2 separate regions of the Mus musculus genome follow, and region 1 is linked to region 2. Evidence: chromatin loops called from intact Hi-C (ENCODE). Cell type or tissue: left cerebral cortex. All regions are shown on one strand. Each heading gives the region's core, and the rest is flanking DNA. Links, peaks and the distances in the headings are about the cores only.

Evidence for each region. Peaks named below come from ENCODE experiments on the same cell type or tissue, not always from the same donor. Only the 100,000 strongest peaks of a DNase experiment are listed, where the experiment ranks them.
Region 1: a loop joins it to region 2, with 2.3 times the contacts of the local background. A loop is called at or near these places in 4 of 42 quality-filtered maps.

The regions. Positions count from the first base shown.
Region 1 is chr15:78,544,007-78,552,336 of GRCm38, forward strand. It overlaps Sstr3 (somatostatin receptor 3), which reads right to left and starts at 339. Exons shown (of 3, transcript NM_009218.3): 1 at 130-339. In left cerebral cortex, for the core only: a CTCF peak has its summit at 3,590 (motif pointing left); DNase peaks (open chromatin) are centred at 649 and 3,691; H3K4me3 peaks cover 1,359 bases; H3K27ac peaks cover 1,375 bases.
Region 2 is chr15:77,966,020-77,974,349 of GRCm38, forward strand. Eif3d (eukaryotic translation initiation factor 3, subunit D) reads right to left here and starts at 4,805. Exons shown (of 15, transcript NM_018749.2): 1 at 4,664-4,805; 2 at 2,438-2,570; 3 at 2,157-2,202; 4 at 1,284-1,420; 5 at 663-748; 6 at 119-191. The coding sequence starts at 2,560. In left cerebral cortex, for the core only: no CTCF peak of the experiment used is centred there; DNase peaks (open chromatin) are centred at 4,809 and 5,050; H3K4me3 peaks cover 2,152 bases; H3K27ac peaks cover 1,452 bases.

The DNA.
Region 1 (8,330 bases), core at 88-8,087, 580 kb after region 2:
CACCAGAAGCCTCATTGCTTTCTGGAACTCCCTACCCTTTGCCAGCCCCAGACTTAGCCCCAAATTCAATCTGGTTAGAGATTCCCAGGTATCCCACCCTCCAAGTTCCCATGACCTCAGCTCTCTTACCTGCCCACTGGGCAAGAACTCCCTTTGTAGTTGCCAGGCTGGTTAGCATTCTGCAGCCAGGTACCACCAGAGCACAGCCAGCTGGGGTGCCACACGGTGCACACTCGTCCAGCGTTCGTGGGCGTGGACCCTTCCTAGGTCCTTGGGGGCCACGTCAGCCCACGTCGCCTCTCCCATCTGGTCCTCGGCCCTGACTTGTCACCCGCACCTGGTACGTCACCCCCCATCTCCAGGACACGTGGAGGGTGCCGGACACGGGATGGGGGGTCTTCGGATGGCACCCAGTTGGGGGTGGCAAGAGACACTTCTCAAGATGACAGAAATGTGAGATAGCAGGGGACATAAGAAGCCAGAGGAAAATAAGGAAAGGAGGGGGAGGGTCGGAGGTGGAGAGAGAGAAAGGAGAGGGAGAGGAGACAGTGTGTGGGTGGAAAGGCAGAATGAGGGGGAGTAAGGAGAGATGCCTAGCAAGGAGCAGGGACAGAGGAGCGAAGAGGAGAGGCGAGAATAGATGGACTGAGGAGCAGGGAGAGATGCAGAAAAAGGCAGGGACAGAGGGAGGCAGGAGGAAGGAGAAAGAGGGGGTGGTGGGGACAGTGACAGAGAAGGATTGTGCCACAGATGGTGACATAGAGAGCCAGCAGACGCGGGGGGTGGGGGGAGCAGGAGGGTGCGGGAGGGGCCGGGAAGAGGAACTGAGCACCGGACAGCAGGTGCCAGACTGAGGGGCCGCAGGTTAGGGGCGGAGGCCAGGCCGGGAGAGGGAGAGGCAGATCTCGTTACCGGGGAGATTTCAGCCACCCACGCTGGCCTTGGCTCCTGCGGGGACTTGGAAAAAAAGAGGGGAGCAGCAGAGAGAGGGAGCTGCCTGCCAGAGGCAGGACAGCACCAGATCCCTGGGACGTAGTTACCCATAAGGGAGGGGGCTGCTCAGCGGAATGAGGAGGAGAGGGCAGGGTGGGCTCCGAGATGTGGGCTCCGAGCCCACATATCCCTTGTGGAGGATTCTAGGAGCAGCAGGACGGGTCCAGGAGACTGTGATGCTGGGGTCAGTTGGATCTGGACAGAGGAGCAGAGAGATGGTTTAGAAAGTAAGTATTTTAGGCTTTGAGAGCCGAAAGTCAAAGGTATACACCGAGGAAACAAATTCTCACTCTTAACTGATACACTTTGAATAATAACAACTGCCCTTGAAGACAATTGTTCATAACACATCAGCTGATGCGCTCCCTGGGAGGGGGAATATGTTGCTTCATTGGTGCATGAAGGTGGTGGTCCCCAGCATCAGATTCCTCACAGGTGCCTACCTATATAAGCCATTCTTTCTTGGCTTGTAAACTGCACAGACTAAGTAGTAAACTGTGGCCATCTGTGGCTGCTGTTGGTCTAAAACAGACATGAGCTCTGAGCAGCCCTAAGGGTCCAAGGTGGTGGTGGGGGGGGGACTTCTTGGTGCTGTGTTTCTCTGCTCTCAGCCCTGCGTGATGCTTCCCAGTCACCTGCTGTCCACTATCCCTGTTGCCCCCTACCCACAGATTCCCTTTGGCTCTCTAAGCTCTGAGCTTATCAATTTCATTCATTCATTCACTCACTCACTCATTCATTCATTCATTTGTCCATTCATTCTCTGACACCATTGCCTCCAGCCTGGGTCCAGGTTCTAGGGATAAAAGGAATGGAGTTTACCCCGGGCAGACAATCCACACCATATCACTAAAGAGAGTCCAACCTTAGCTGGGACAAAAAGGAATTGGGTACAGGGATGGAGCTGGTAACCATGAGGCTGGGTGAGGAGCTGGCTTCTCATCAAGCAAGGATCTAGGTAGGGCAATCACAACTAAGCCTCGGGGTACTTATGGTCATCTTGGGATCTGGTCCTCTCAATCTGGGTGAGCAGGGAGCTCCTGAGAATGGGGCAGGGGTCTGGACCTTAATTTAGGTTTTCAAGGTTCTTTCACTGCTGCAGGAGTCACACCCAGGGCAAGGACAGGAGCAGGAGGCCAGGCAGGAGCCTCAGGGTCTTCGCACAGGCTTTACCTGCAGCTAGAATACTGATTTTACACCATCCCCATGTGGGGGGCAAACGATTATCTGGTTGACCCCAGGACAGGGAGTCTCACCCTCAGATGTCCAGAGTCTGTCCTCGCAGCTGTGATTTACTTCCTGGTGACTCATCTGAAGCTGGGCATGGATTTTCTGTATTAGACTGTCAGTCCCCCAAGGTCAAGCTCTAGACATGGTTCCCAAGGAGGCCCTGGGTTGGCACCAGCCTAGCACATAGTAGGCATTCGACCCCATTACAAATGAAAAAGGATGGAATATGGATAAATGGGTGCATAAAAGGGTGGACACATGGATGGTTGGATGGATGGATGGTCAGACAAATGGATAGACAGATGAATCGATAGATAGATGAATGGATGGATGGGTAGATGGATAAATGGATAGATGCATGGACGGCCAGATGGATGGATGGATGGATGGATGGATGGATGGATGGATGGATGGATGGACAGATAGGCAGATGGATTGATGGATAGGTAGATGGATGGATGGATGGACAGATGGATGGATGGATGGATGGATGGATGGGTGAATGGATGGATGGATGGATGGATGGATGGATGGATGGATGGATGGATGGATGGAAGGATGGATGGATGGATGGGTGGATGGATGGATGGATGGATGATGGATAAATGGGCAAATGGATGGATGGATGGATGGATGGATGGATGGATGATGGATGGATGATGGATAAATGGGCAAATGGATGGATGGATGAGAGATGACTGAACTCATGGAGTTCGTGGGTGATGGCCTGATGAATCAGGAGTAGCAGAGGGACAAGAAGGGACACCTGGTTCCTGAGGGCATGCTAGAAGTTAGCGAGTGAGTGGAAGGTGTATTATTGTATTGGACCAATTCTGCCAGCAAAAGTGACCCAAAGCTCCTGTTGAGCCCTTTCTCTGGTAATCCAGAACAGAGAGGGGAAGGTATAGGTCCACACCTAGAGTTCTGGGAGCAAGGGACAATGCAGATCCAGAGGGACCCCATCGAGATGGCCCTGCCCTGGAAATCTGAGGGTCTAGAAGCCTGTGGCTCAAAATCCCAAATCCCTGACTTCCGGCTGGGCCTGGCCCCCAGGGCTGTCAGATCTGCTGGGGTCCTGCAAAGGCTACTTGGCTGGCTTTCCCATGTGATCTTGGCCTTGGCAAAACCATGATGGTGTCTCCACCCTCACAATAGAGGGCTCCCATGGCCAGCAATGGTGCCATGAGACAAATAGTTTTTCAGGAGCCCAGACACAACTGGAAGCCAGGAGTATCACCATGGGGCCAGGGAAGGACCTAGCTACTGAAACAAGTCTGTCTTCTAAAACATGAGATGACTTTCTGACCAACTCTCAAACTTTCTCACTAATGTCCCCATTAAGGATATCTTGGGGTTTGTCACCCTCTGCTGGCTCCTTCTGGAGCTGAGTCTCAGGTCTGCTTTGTGCTTTGTACTGACTGTGTGACCTCAAATATGTGTCTGAGCCTCTCTGAACCTCATTGCCAGCTCCTACTTCATAGGGTTATGCAGATAACAGAATGAGCCATCCTACCCCCACTCTCACCCCACACACACTGCAGCAGCTCTTGTGACCCAGTGACTTCTAACTTCTGAGCTCCTGCTTGTGAGGGAACCGAGGACCATAACGTTGGACAGTGGAACTCTGTCCTGGCTCTGTCCCCAGCCACATGACTGTAAAACCCACTTCTTGGAACTTCAGTGTTCTCCTTCAGCAGAACCACTTGGCTGCCAGGCACCTGACCTCGGTTGGCAGGAGACAGAGAAGAGGCTCATGGGATGCCCACACACCCCTCCCCTCTCTCACCTGGCTGACTCTCCAGAGGCCTCAGCAGTCTTCACAGGATTCTAAGAATGCCAACCCCACCCCCTGCTTTATCACACTGATTTTCTCTTTTGAACAAAAGATACTTGAAAATCAAGAAGGACACTGTGACCTTCCCTTCTCAATTTGAAAGCAGGGGCTGAAGGCCATGAGAGGAGTCTCCCAGAACCCGGAGGATCATAACCCACCTGCTTACCAGACAGGGCTGGGGAAGGTTGGGCCTGTAGAACCTGCTTTCTGTTTAACCCTCTTCTTCCCACAGGACAGCTGCTGCCAGAGCCCATGAGGACGTGAGCATCCCCCTCCCCCGCCCCCCATGGGGAAAGTGATCAGGGAACTCTCCTGTACTGTCCCTGCTGTTGATTGAGTCACACGCCCTTCTCCCTTTAATCTGCTCTGTGTCAATTTTATTCTTAGCCCAGCCCAGACCCTTAGACAGCACAGTGAGACCAGCCTACTCAGGAGGCACAGGGACTCTATTAAAATGCTGAGTCACAGACTGACTGCTTGAGGCTCTCCCATGGCCACCTGTCACTCCTGACACTGCCACAGTTCTTAGTGTCGCCCTTCCCCTCCCCCACTGACCTATCATTGCACTTTACCCCTTTGCCCCCACACACATCTCCCCTTCCCTTCCCACAAGCTTAGACATCACCTGCTCTGAGGCAGGCTTCCTCCCCTGGGCCTCCCTTTTCTGTCTGCAATGCAATTATTTTTCATTTCTGATTTGCTCTTGTGTTCTTCAAGCATTATTCGCAAACATGTTTCTGAATCGTCTTGTGCTAAAAAGGTTTTAAACGAAGAAGGCACAGCCATCCTCCAACGGCCCTTCCCTAGTTTGTCTCAGAGGCAGCTCTGACCTTTAGTTGTGTTTATGTGCACACATCTTCCGAAGCATCCTTCTGCCTTCTCTACACCCCTACCCCCACGCACAAACGTGGTGTGTTTGAGAAAGGCTCTCATTATGGAGCCTAGAGTGATTTTGCACAGTTGATCCTTCTGCCTCAACCTTCCGAGGTCTGAGCTCCTAAGTGTTGGCCACCCCATACAAAAGGCATTTTAAATTTTTCCTTAAAAATACCCAACAACCTTTTTTTTTGATCCTTTGCGAGTTTCCCATCATGGACCCCAGTCTGGCTCATCTCCCCACCCTCTCATATTCACCCTTTGCCCTAGCAACTTCCCTCTCCCCACACCAAATAAAACACACACACACACACACACACAAAACAAAGCATAAAAAAATCTCACTATGGAAGCTGCAGTGTGTCACACTGTGTCCCACAGTCTATCCCTCCGCCTACCCACGAATCTTCACTTGGGAATGTTCACTGCAGTGAGTCACTGGTCTGGTTCAAGGTCCCTGGCTTCTGTGACATCAATATTGGCTCCTCCCAGTTTTCCTGTTGTTGCCATGTGTTGTGGAGATCTGGATCGGCAGGACTGGCCCTTTCACACACACACCAACAGTTCACAGATGATGTAGATGTTGGAGTGGACCAAATCAAAGTTCTAGGTCTAGGCCTGGGTGAGAGCTAAGCTGGTCCGCCCACCTGCTCTCCCTTATCCATACCATCATGGGGAGCTCTCCAGCACTGCTCTGGCTAGGCCACCCAATGAGGCCATCAGTAGGATGCAAGTAGCTCTCCTGCTCTCAAACCCTCTGCCATGCCTACAGAGGGAGCTCCACTGTGATACACAGGGATACACTGTGATACAGTGGAGCTGGGGATGAGGAGGGTAGCACTCTTCCAAATGCTGCAGCCTGAGAGGGGCTGGGCCAACTCTCCTGCTCCCTGTCCTGAGGCCAGCTTTCCTGACTGCAGGAGGTGGTGAGGAGAGTTCAGGAGAGGGCACCACCTCTGCACCCAGGCTACCTTCCAGCAGATGAGTGGAGGGGTCAGCTCTCTCCCACACCCCTGCCCTCAGGGCCAGCTCACCCTCATCCCTGTCACGAGGGCCAGCTTCAGTGTGCCTCGCTGGGGAGAAGTATGTCCTACTCTCCTGAGTGTAAACCGTTTACTTTATGTGGCTGAGTTTTTGCCTGCATATATGTCTGTGTACCACATGTATAGCTGGTGCCAAAGGAGGCCAGAAGAGGTGACCAGATGGTTGTTATGAGCTGTGTGTGTGTGTGTGTGTGTGTGTGTGTGTGTGTGTGTGTGTGTGTGTGTGTTGGGGGGTAGAGTGTTGGGAACCAAAACGACTTCTTTCTTCTGAAAGAGCATTCATTGCTCTTACCAGCCAAGGCATCTCTCCGGCCCCCTCTACAGCAGAGATCTTGATTTCTTACTCCCTCCTATCATTCTTCATTCTTTCACTTGCTTACTTAAAAAAATAAACATATTCATTTTCTGGGGCTAAGAATTTCCACATGACCCTACAGTGCTCTCTTGCTTAGGAGGCGTGTAGCCTCCAGAAAGTGTGTGTGCCTGGAGACAGTTAATGCCTCGCTGTCATGGACGGGCAGGGTGGGTGTTGCATTCTGTCCCTGAGTCACTTTGGCTTAGCTCATGGACGCCATCTTTCTTTTTGATCTTAGACTCCCTTCACTGTGCCCATCCCCAGTCCACAGTCCACGCATATTACAAGAGACCTCCCTCCGTTTTCCTCTTTCTTGTCTCTGGCTGTTCTGAGGCAAGCAGCTTTCCTCCACCACACCCTTCTCTCCATAGCCATGGATATAAAAGCAGTGAAGCCAGCTGATTATGGATGGAAGCTTCTGGAACCACAAGCCAAGATAACACCGTTCTGACCCTAGATTATGCACTTCAGATATTTTGTTGCTACCACACCAAAAGAGGGGGGAAAAATCACACAGGAAGGTTGGTTCTGAGAAGTGAAATGATGTCTAATGATAATTCTTGACTATGTGGTCCAGAAGGCTTTAGAACGTGTTAGTGGGAGGAATCTGAAAATTTGACATGAGCTGGTAGATCCCTGGAATGTTGTAAGCAGAGCTGGTTAGGGCATTCTGGTTGAACCTCAGGAAACTGGAATGCAATGGAGATATTATATGGAACCATGAGTAAATGAAGCCTTAAAGCCTTCCCTCCCTGTGTGGTTTTTATCACCGTGTTTTATCTCAGCAATAGAAAACTTAGCTAAGTTAAATTGGTACCAGGAGTGGGGTAATTGCCGTGACAGAACTGACCATGTTGTTTTGAATAGGATTATGGAAAAGCTTCAGAACTTTGGGCTGCAAAAGGCGTTGAGTGTTGAGAGCTCAGTGAGCCGTTCTGTAGGAGCTTGGAAGATAAACCTGTTGAAAGCAATGCAGAGAATGGATGCCCAACTTATGAAGTTCAGAGGGAAGCAGATTGCTGGGCTATTTATGTGAATAATCTTTGGTTCTGCTCAGGTTCGGCTAAAGAATTAGCTGTGATTAAGAGACAGCATTATTGAGGTGAAATCTTCTGGAAAGTGTCTTCTGGGAGTCAGCACACAGAATCTGTGTTCCAGAAGGAGCCAAGATTGTACCTTATGCTGGCAACCAAACTTGATAGTGCAAGAGTACCCCCAGGTGGTCCTGATTTTGAAGACACAAATGGGTCATGAAGAGCAGCTGAGATTTGGCACTGTGTAGCCTGACTGGAGTCCCTGAAGAGAGGCCAGGAGAGGCTATTGGTAAAACTGCAGCTCAGTTGCAGCAAGAAACCTGTGGTGGTCTGGATAGGAATGGCCCCATAGATTCATGTGTTTGAAATCTTGGCCCATAGGGAGTGGCACTATTAGGAGATGTAGCCTTGTTGGAGTGGGTGTGGCCTTGTCGGAGGAACTGTGTCACTATGGGAGTGGGTTTTGAGGTCTCATATGCTCAAGCTATACCCAGTATGGCACACTGTCTTCTGCTGCCTTTGGATCAAGATGTAGACATCTCAGCTCCTTTTCCAGCACCATGCTTACCTTCATGCACTTTGCTTCTTGTCAAGGTAATGAACTAAACCTCTGAAACTGGAAGGCAACCTCGATTAAATAATTCCCTCAACAAGGGTTACCATGGTCATGATGGCGCTTCACTGCAATAGAAGCCCTAAGACAGAACTCGAGCATTTTTGAAGACACACGTACCATGGGGTGATCACCAAGAGCAGCAAGAGCACTGGGGTGTAGCCAGACGGAGCCTAGAAGACAAGCTGTGCATGCTACAGAAGGCAGAGGAAAAGCAGTGACCCAAGCCCCTTAGAAGAACCCAGAAGATTGTGAGTGATCCCAGGTAATTGGACAGTTTAGGTTATTCACACTTTTGGAGTTTGGTGTTTCTTTGTTCAGATTATGACCATGCCCTGGTTCCTCCCTTTTG
Region 2 (8,330 bases), core at 289-8,288:
AGTATGATCCTATTGTACATGAAATGCCCGCGGGCATCAGGGGAGTCCCGAGACATCTCTCAAGGTCAAAGAAAACAAACCCCTCCAAGTCCCCACAGAGTCCCTAGAGGGACACTACCTGTGACTTCTGGTCCCATTTTTGCCTCACTCCAAATTGCTTCTGGAATTTTTTCTGCAAGCGAATTCGTTCTCTGAAAAGACAGACAAAATGCTGTGATTTCAGTGTCGGCTTCTAGCTGAATCGCATCATCCTTCCTAGCTGCTACCAGGATAGAAAATAGGGGCTTAGATGTAGAACACACTGGGGATTCGAGCAGAGGCGCACTACTAGTATCAACCAGCATTCAGCCCAGTTACTCCCATGGCAGCCCTGGCTAGGGTGCAGTGGCTGCTGTGCCCAGCCCCAAGGGCCCACAGGATATAGCATAAGTGGTGCTGCCTGAAACCAGGCATCCAGAATGTAGAGGCCACAGAGCCACTTCAAATGTCCGCCTCACCCACCTCCTGTCTGTCTGCCATTGCCCAGTCTTGGGCAGCAATAGGTGAGGAGGTTTTGCTTTCTTTTTCAAGAGTGAAAGATAGCCAGTCCCTGCCCTGCTCTGTGATTTTGAGTACAGCCCATTTGGGAACATAACTCTGACTTGGCAGGAAGGGACGCTCACCTCTCTTTCTGCTTGGCACTCTTGGGCAGGGTCTGTAGGTTGAACTGCACCATGTTCCTCCGATCTTTGTCTCTGCGGAGGTTGCGCTGGGGAGCAGGAAGAGACCCATGTTAGCCCCTCGGAGACAAGGCTCATGGTATCTTGAGAGTAAGTTTACGGCGTGAGTTCTAAGTTTCACATCTCTTTACTTTTACTCTACAGCGACTACAGAATTTGGGCTAAGGGGAGTAGCACTTGTGTTAGCTTGGACTGTCATTCCCACTTTAATGTGGGTTTACTAGTTTTATTGGAGTTGCAAAGTTTGCAACATTATGTAGCAGGAGGCACCCTACCAAACCATGTAATTAACAAAGGTTGTACATGACAAGTCAGCAAGGCACTGGGTTCCCAGCACAGCTGTGTGATGTCTGAACTACTGTGAACAAAAATCTAAACTCCTTCAATGTATTCCTAGACCCGTTTCACATTATTCTGACACAACTGGTCACTAAACTGCCACTTGGGATTGGCCAAAGGTCTGTAAGCCTTTCCTTTCTCATCAGTATTCCCAAGATGGCGGCTGAGCAGCAGGAACTTCTGCTCTCAGTGAGAGCTGAGTGTGGGCTGCCAGCCGTGGCCTACCTGTGCGAATCTCATCCGGTTCCGCTGGTAGGCGGTCTTCTGTGTCCGTGCCGTGTCCACCAGCTGGAAGCTTGTCTCATCCTCCTCATGGAAATATGCATACTGACTTCCCCCACCGAACTGAGAGGAATACTTGTCTGCAGGCAAAGGTGACAGTGTGTGCTAAGTGCTACCTACACAGTGAGTGTCGTGCTCATGGTGCATGCCAGGCTTCGACCCCACTCGCCTAAGTGTGCTCCTGACCTGAAGCACTGGCCAGAAGCTTGTGAGATGGGTAGACTCACCGCCCCTGCCCAGACCTGACAGATGGGAACCTGTATTTAAACATGCTCTCAGGTGATTCATGATTCACACTCACATTTAAGGTTTAAGAGCTTGGGTCTAAACAACTTACCAAGAGCCCAAGGATGCCACTACCCCGCTGTACCTCTGCGTGGTCATGTAAGAATCTGAGCTGTACCACCACCCCAGCCATCACCCAGAGCTGCGGACACAGCCTTCCACCCCGACAGCCTCTTTTGGACCTCATCCACTTTAACTTGGTACTCTAGGCAGCCACTTCCAAACATCTAACTGGCACCAGGGAAAGCGGCCTCCCTTACCAGAACCTTAAAACTAAGGCTCAGAGCCGAGAGTCCATGGATTGATGGCTCCAGAAGTCCCAAGCAACAGAATGCAAAGTAGCTTTCAGGAATCTCTGGCCATCCTGGGACTAAAAATCATGGTTTGTGTACACTCTATTCCAGAATATACTTCCAATAACTACCATTACCATTTCCTTTCCTTTCTAAAAACCTTTCATGTGGGGCTTACTGAAAAAAGTAATGAGCTTCCCAAGACCCAGATGTGGACGGGCCGCCGAGGACCACTTACTTGTGTACCTCTTGTCCTGGTATGTGGCCCCTGTCCAGTCTGCAACCTGTGAGGGACAAGGAAGACAACAGGTCAGGCGAGTAGACTTCTGCTGACATCGACAGCGACAAAAGGCATCAGTGTCGCCTCTGATGCTCTGCACGTGGCTACCCTGGCTCTGACTCATTCTGGAGGTCAGGGCCTTCCTTAGGTGGTAGCCCCAAAGGAAGGATATCCATCAAGAGACTAGAAAGGCAGTGGGGAACTGTGGAGTAGCTGCCCCAGCTGAAGGGACCCAATACCTTTCCCAGCCGATCTCCTTTGCTGAATGGCTGGTAGGGCATATCCCGAAATTGCTCAGGAACGGCACAGGGACCCCAGCCTGAGGGGTTGTCCTGGATCACAGGTGTCATGAACTTCGCCATCTTCTAAAACCTGTGAACACAAGCAGTGTGAGAAGTTTCAGAAGGAAGGCCGCCAAGTTCCAAACACTCCACCCTCCACTGAAGCTGCACTGCAGAGGTGCACCCTGGCTCTCGAGCACTGTGGACAGGGTTTTCCTGTAAACTGTTCAAAGAACACTCAAAACGCAGAACCCTGCCAACACCAGCGACATTTTCCTATGTCTCACTGATTCTAGGACAGGTTCTTTGGTGAACATCTTTGCAATGAAGCTGTGCCTTTCCTTGATGGGGTGTCCCGTCTTTCTCAGTAGAACATATGATAAAGGTGTCTTCAATTATTCAAGGAGGTAAGAGTAGTGAATTCCCCGAAACACCTTCACCAAAGCACCCAACAGCAAATGTCTCTAAACCCAGTCTCCATCAGAGGGCCTCGGTCAAAGTCTTGGTGATTGTCACCCTGCACAATTACCACTCAGTTACACAAAGGCACCGGCACACAGTGCTTTAAAGACCCTCGGGCTGCTGAGATGGTGCCACAAGTAAAGGTGGAACCAAAGTGGAAAGTGAGAACAGACCCCCACACGTGGCCTTCTCCAGCAGAATGCCACAGCACAAACTCCCACACACGTGCATACACAGACAGCAACAACAAAATCCTAAAAATAAAGGACTAAAACCAACCAAACAAGACCATCCCCTGAACCCTCAATCAGACCCCACCCTTCCAATTTTCCATCAGCACAAGTCCTGTACAGTGCATGCAGCCAAGCAAAAGGACCATTGGTGACCAAGGTGGTCACAAACTTCAGAGCAAAAGCGGCCGAGTGTCAAATGTCCATACGCAGGAGCACCAGGACACTGTTCTGACCGCTTACAGCACACGCGCTCACTAAACCCTTCGGACAATCCCGTGGGGCCAGTCCCATTTTCTGGGTAAGAAAATTTGAACACAGGCAGTGTAGCTTTGGCCCCGCAGTATATAGTATATACCACAGCTCATTTTAGGAAAGTAAAAGCTAATAGCTGTATAATCCAGGGGCTTGCTGGACACTTCCCATCAAAAACCAAAGCAAACAACAAAAGGAAAAAAAAAAAACCCATGCATTGACCACACACAAGAAACCTGAAATTGTCCACCATTAGAGCTCAGTAGCCTCTCCTCCTCCTCTGACACACGGAAGCTGGTGATACTTAGGTGACACGGACAAGAGTAAACCCAGGAGCTTCACCCTCCAAATATGAACGTATGCTAAGTTGTAGGAAGAACACGGGGTTGTGGGAGAGAGGGTGAGGTGGTGGTGGTGGGGTGTGGTGGCCTTCAAACAGCTGACATGAAGTAAGAGGCCCCAGGATGTTGGGGTGCTGTGCTGGACGCTTTACCACCGACTGCTACCACACACCCCATCTTTGAGACACAAAGCTAGCTCTGCTAACTTAAGGAGTCCATCTGCCCATCCCTTCAAAAAGTTTCCAAGGCTGTCTACTTAGGCCCGACCTCCTTCTGGTTATACTGTGGGTAGCTGGCAGCCTGACCACCTGGGGCTTTAAGCCATACCCAACAGGCTGCCCCCAAAGCAACTGTAAACTTGAGTTGTCACAAGTTCAAGATGGCTCAAGGCCTGATGTGCATCATCATCTATCTCCCTGGATGGACAGGGTTTGGTCCTTCGGCTACTGCACACGTGAATCAGAAAGAAAGCAGTAGGGGAAAAGTAAAACGGCGCGACAGCTGTATTGGCCACAATACAGTGTGGGTCACTGGGGACACTACAGGTGGGGGCCATTAACTCCTGGGCTCCGTTTCCGATCAGAGCTGGAACCTACTCTCAGCCCCCCATTTCGGAGCACAGAAACAATCTGTTCGAACCCCTAGAGGAGGCTACGTCGCCCCACAACCCACCCCACGGCGCTGAGCAGAGCGCCGAGCGAGGGATCCACACACAAGGTCCGGTGTCCTGCATTCTGAGTCGTGCCTGGGACCACCGGGGGCCAATTCCCGCCCCGCCCAGCGGAGGGGCACAGGCGACAGGACGTAAAGGAAGGCTCTTCCGGGAGCTCCCGAAGCCACGTCTAGCCCAGGCTGGCTCGCGAGGTCCGCAGGGTCCCACGAAACAAGCCGCTCACCTGCAAAAGCCTTCACGGGCCCGGATGGCGACAGATGGCCCGGGGAAAAAACTGCGATTGCCGGGATACTCCGAGGAGTCAAGGCAGGAGGGAAGATGCGCGCGCAGGGGCCGGTGCCGTAAACGGCGACCAGCGCTGTCGTAAATGGCCCTACCACTTCCTTCTTAGTCAGCGGAAAAATGTCAAGCCGTAAAGTGAGACACAACCGGAAGTGTGTCACAGCTCTCGGCTTTAAAAAAAAAAAAAAAAAAAATCCTCGTTCGCCCCTGAGGTGCCAGACACAAGTGAGGGGATTACGTCAGTGGCGTCTGGGGACGCCCGGAGAGGTTCAGAACTGAATCGTGGTCACGCTCGGGGCCAGAGAAGCCGGGGCGGGGAGTCGGAGCTGTCCCCGCGGTGTCCCATAATGCTTCGCGCCAGGCTCGCCTCCTCTGCCTCCCACAATGCCCCGCCGCGCTCGCTGGCCCCAGCGTGGTCGTCGGTCTGGCTGATCGTTATCTGGAGAGTGGCCCGGCGCGTTTCGTGTGCTTGTCACTTGTGGCCCCAACGCAGGGTGGCAAATGACCTGCCTAGTCCGGGTTGCTAGAGCTTCGGGGTGCCCGCTAGGACTCAAACCTTTGTCCCACAGGTCACAAGCGTCTTTCAACGGAGATTTCTGGTCGCTATTTTTTAAAGCAGATTTAGAGTGCCTCGCTCTAAATCGATATTCAGATCGGGGCTATCCAAGCTACGTCTTAATTGATCATCACAGTTCACAGGGTGCGGGTCAGTGTGACCTCTTGGCGTCTTCCACCCCCTGCAGCCGTCTGGAAAGAGACTCGGGATGGGCGTTTTTTAAAAAGCTGGTCCCTTCTGCCTGCTGTTTATGTTTCCTTGATAGTTTCTCAGCAGATCTCCTTGATTAGAAAATACATCTTTAAAAAAAGAAAAAAAAAAAACATCTTAGATACATGTGGTGTCCAGGGTCAGCCAAGTGTAGTTTTATGGCCTTCATATCTGACATCTCTCTCCCCTCCTCCCTTAATGAAACTGGAAATGCTAGATAATAAATTGTAAAATAAATGGTTGTCAAAGGACATTTCCACATTCGGGTCCTTACCGTGGATACCACTGGGATGAATTTGATCAGGTGATTTGGCCTCTACCTGTGTTGGAAATGGTAATGTTGGTGGGATTACCCATTTCACTAATTTACCAATGAGCTTGCCTTCCCGTTTCCCCAATTTGTGTTCTCAGGATTTGGTGGGTCCTGCTGGGTCCTCGTCATTAACTTAAATTTCCCACCACATTGGGACTAGCCTGTCTGTGTTGTAACTTCAGCCGTACCTGAGTGCTGTCTGCCCTCATAGTACCATCTCCCTCATTGTTCGAACCATTCATACTCCCAGTGGGTTGCTCCTCAGGATGCTCAAAGCTCTTCCCACACTTCCGAGGGAAGATGTGGCCTGACATCTCCCTGCCCTTCTGAACAACCTCTGCTCTGGCCACCACGACCCTGCTCTCATTCCTCTCCCAGCAGGTCCCACACTTGCTGTACTTTCTGCCCCAAAGGTTTACTGTCACTGTCTGGGTCCTATTGTGTGTGTGTGTGTGTGTGTGTGTTTGTTTGTATGTCTTTAAGAGTTAGTTGCAGCATGTTCTGGGATCCCTCTACTCTGAAACTGAAGGGGAGGGATCATAACGACAGAAGCTGGTGAAGTTGGAGATTGTGAGAAAAGTCACTTGCTTTGAAAACAGCCATCCTTCGGACTTAAACAGTTGTTAAGCAAGTTCTCACTGAATTGTCCAGCTGATCCTGAGCTCCCAACACCTGAAAACTTGAGACAGAAGGATTGCTGCAAATGGGAGGTCAGCCTGGGCAGACCTGAAGCTAGCCTGGGCTCCATAGCAAGAGCCCAGATCAGTAGAAAATCAAAATGCCTTAAAATATAAAGAGGCATGTATCTTTGCTGAACTGCTCCCATCATGCCTCTCTCCTTTCCCCTTTCTTTTTGCAGTGGCTCCCAGAGGCCATCTGCTACAGCTTGTCGTTGGAGTTTAGTCATCTTTCCCCTGTTGTGGCCCAGCTGTTCTGCTCTCTCAGATGGAGAGCGATTTGGAGGGTCCTGCCTCATTCTCTGCTCACCGCGCAGCTTGTTCTCTCATGAGGGTCCCTGCCACCTCTCCCCCCCAACTACAATTCTGCAGTTCTGTGTCACTCTTGTGGGGTGGCATTTTTCTAGAGTGTGCCCAAGAAGTGTTTTGTGGACCTAAGGCGGTTAGAACCTGCTTTTAGAGACAGGAAATAACAAAAAAGACTCACCTACATCCCTCCTGGGTTTGATTCCCAGCACCCAGGCATGTTGGTATATACTGGTAATCTCAGCACCCAGGAAGTAGAGATAGGGAGATCAGAAGTTAAGGCCATTTTCAGACTGAGGTTCAAGGCCAGCCTGGGCTATATGAGATCCTGTCTCAAGCCAAAGTTTACATTCTTGTCAGAAAGTTGGAAACTGGGGCCTCTTTTAGCAAAAGGTTTTTCACAGTCTGTCTAGCTTGGAAAGGCACAAAATCTCCTTGAGAAATTGAGTAAAGAACTCATTATGGCTCATAATGGTTAAGGCTAGCATAGGGATTTATGTTTCAAAGCCTCGAGTTTTATGATTACATCATTCTATTTATTTATTTATTTATTTATTTATTTATTTATTTATTTATTTATTTTGAGGCAGGGTCTCAATTCGTATCTTTGGCCAGCCCAGATTTTGCTATGTAGACCAAAATGACCTCCTGTTTATGGAGATTCACCTGCCTGTGCCTCCTGGGTGCTGGGATCAAAGACATGTGCCACACACTAGCACAGCTTAACAGGCTTTAGTATAAACCTTACGCTTGGCCAAAAGGCATGAGAGGCAGACCCTCCCTGTACCTGCTCCGTCAGGGTTTCTTCTAGCAAATGAGAGAGGTGTGCTTCATCCCCTCGGGGTGTTCTGTGTGAAATGAGAGGAAGACTGGCGTGGAAGGGAAGGTGTCTCCTAAGAAGTGACATTTGGGGGTCAGAGAAATGGCTCAACTGCTCTCTCTGAGTACCCAGGTTTGGTTCGAAGTACCCAGATAGTGGCTCACAACCAGTTGTAGGGGATCCAGTGCTCTTTTCTGGCATTTGTGGATAGCAGACATGGAAGTGGTGCATGGACAGACATGCGGGCAAAGCATCTATACATATTAAAAATATTTTAAAAAGTGACGTTTGACCAGGAGCGGAAAGCAGGCAAACAAGGCAGGTGTCTACTCTCGATCCTATCGTCTCCCAGTGTCTTGTCCTTTTGACATTTGTATTACCCGAGTACTTACTTGATTCGTGTTTCTGGCAGTACATGGAACCTTAGGCACAGAGTGTGCACTTAATAAGGATTTGTTGACTAAGTAAAGAAATGAAAGGACTGGAGACAGCAGGCAAGAAGATATTCTCTCTGCATGGCTAAGAGTCCCCCCCCCCCCTTGCATTAGGATCTCATGTTTAACGCTGGGCAGAGCTGATTCTTGTTTCAGAGAACTCCCATGCTGATGGAAGTAAACTGTAAGAGCCTGCTAGGCCCTCCTATGCATTCCTACAAGTCACATCTGGAAGTGAGAGGCCCCAGCCTGTGCTATACTGTTCTGTTCTGATAAAACATCTGTCTAGATA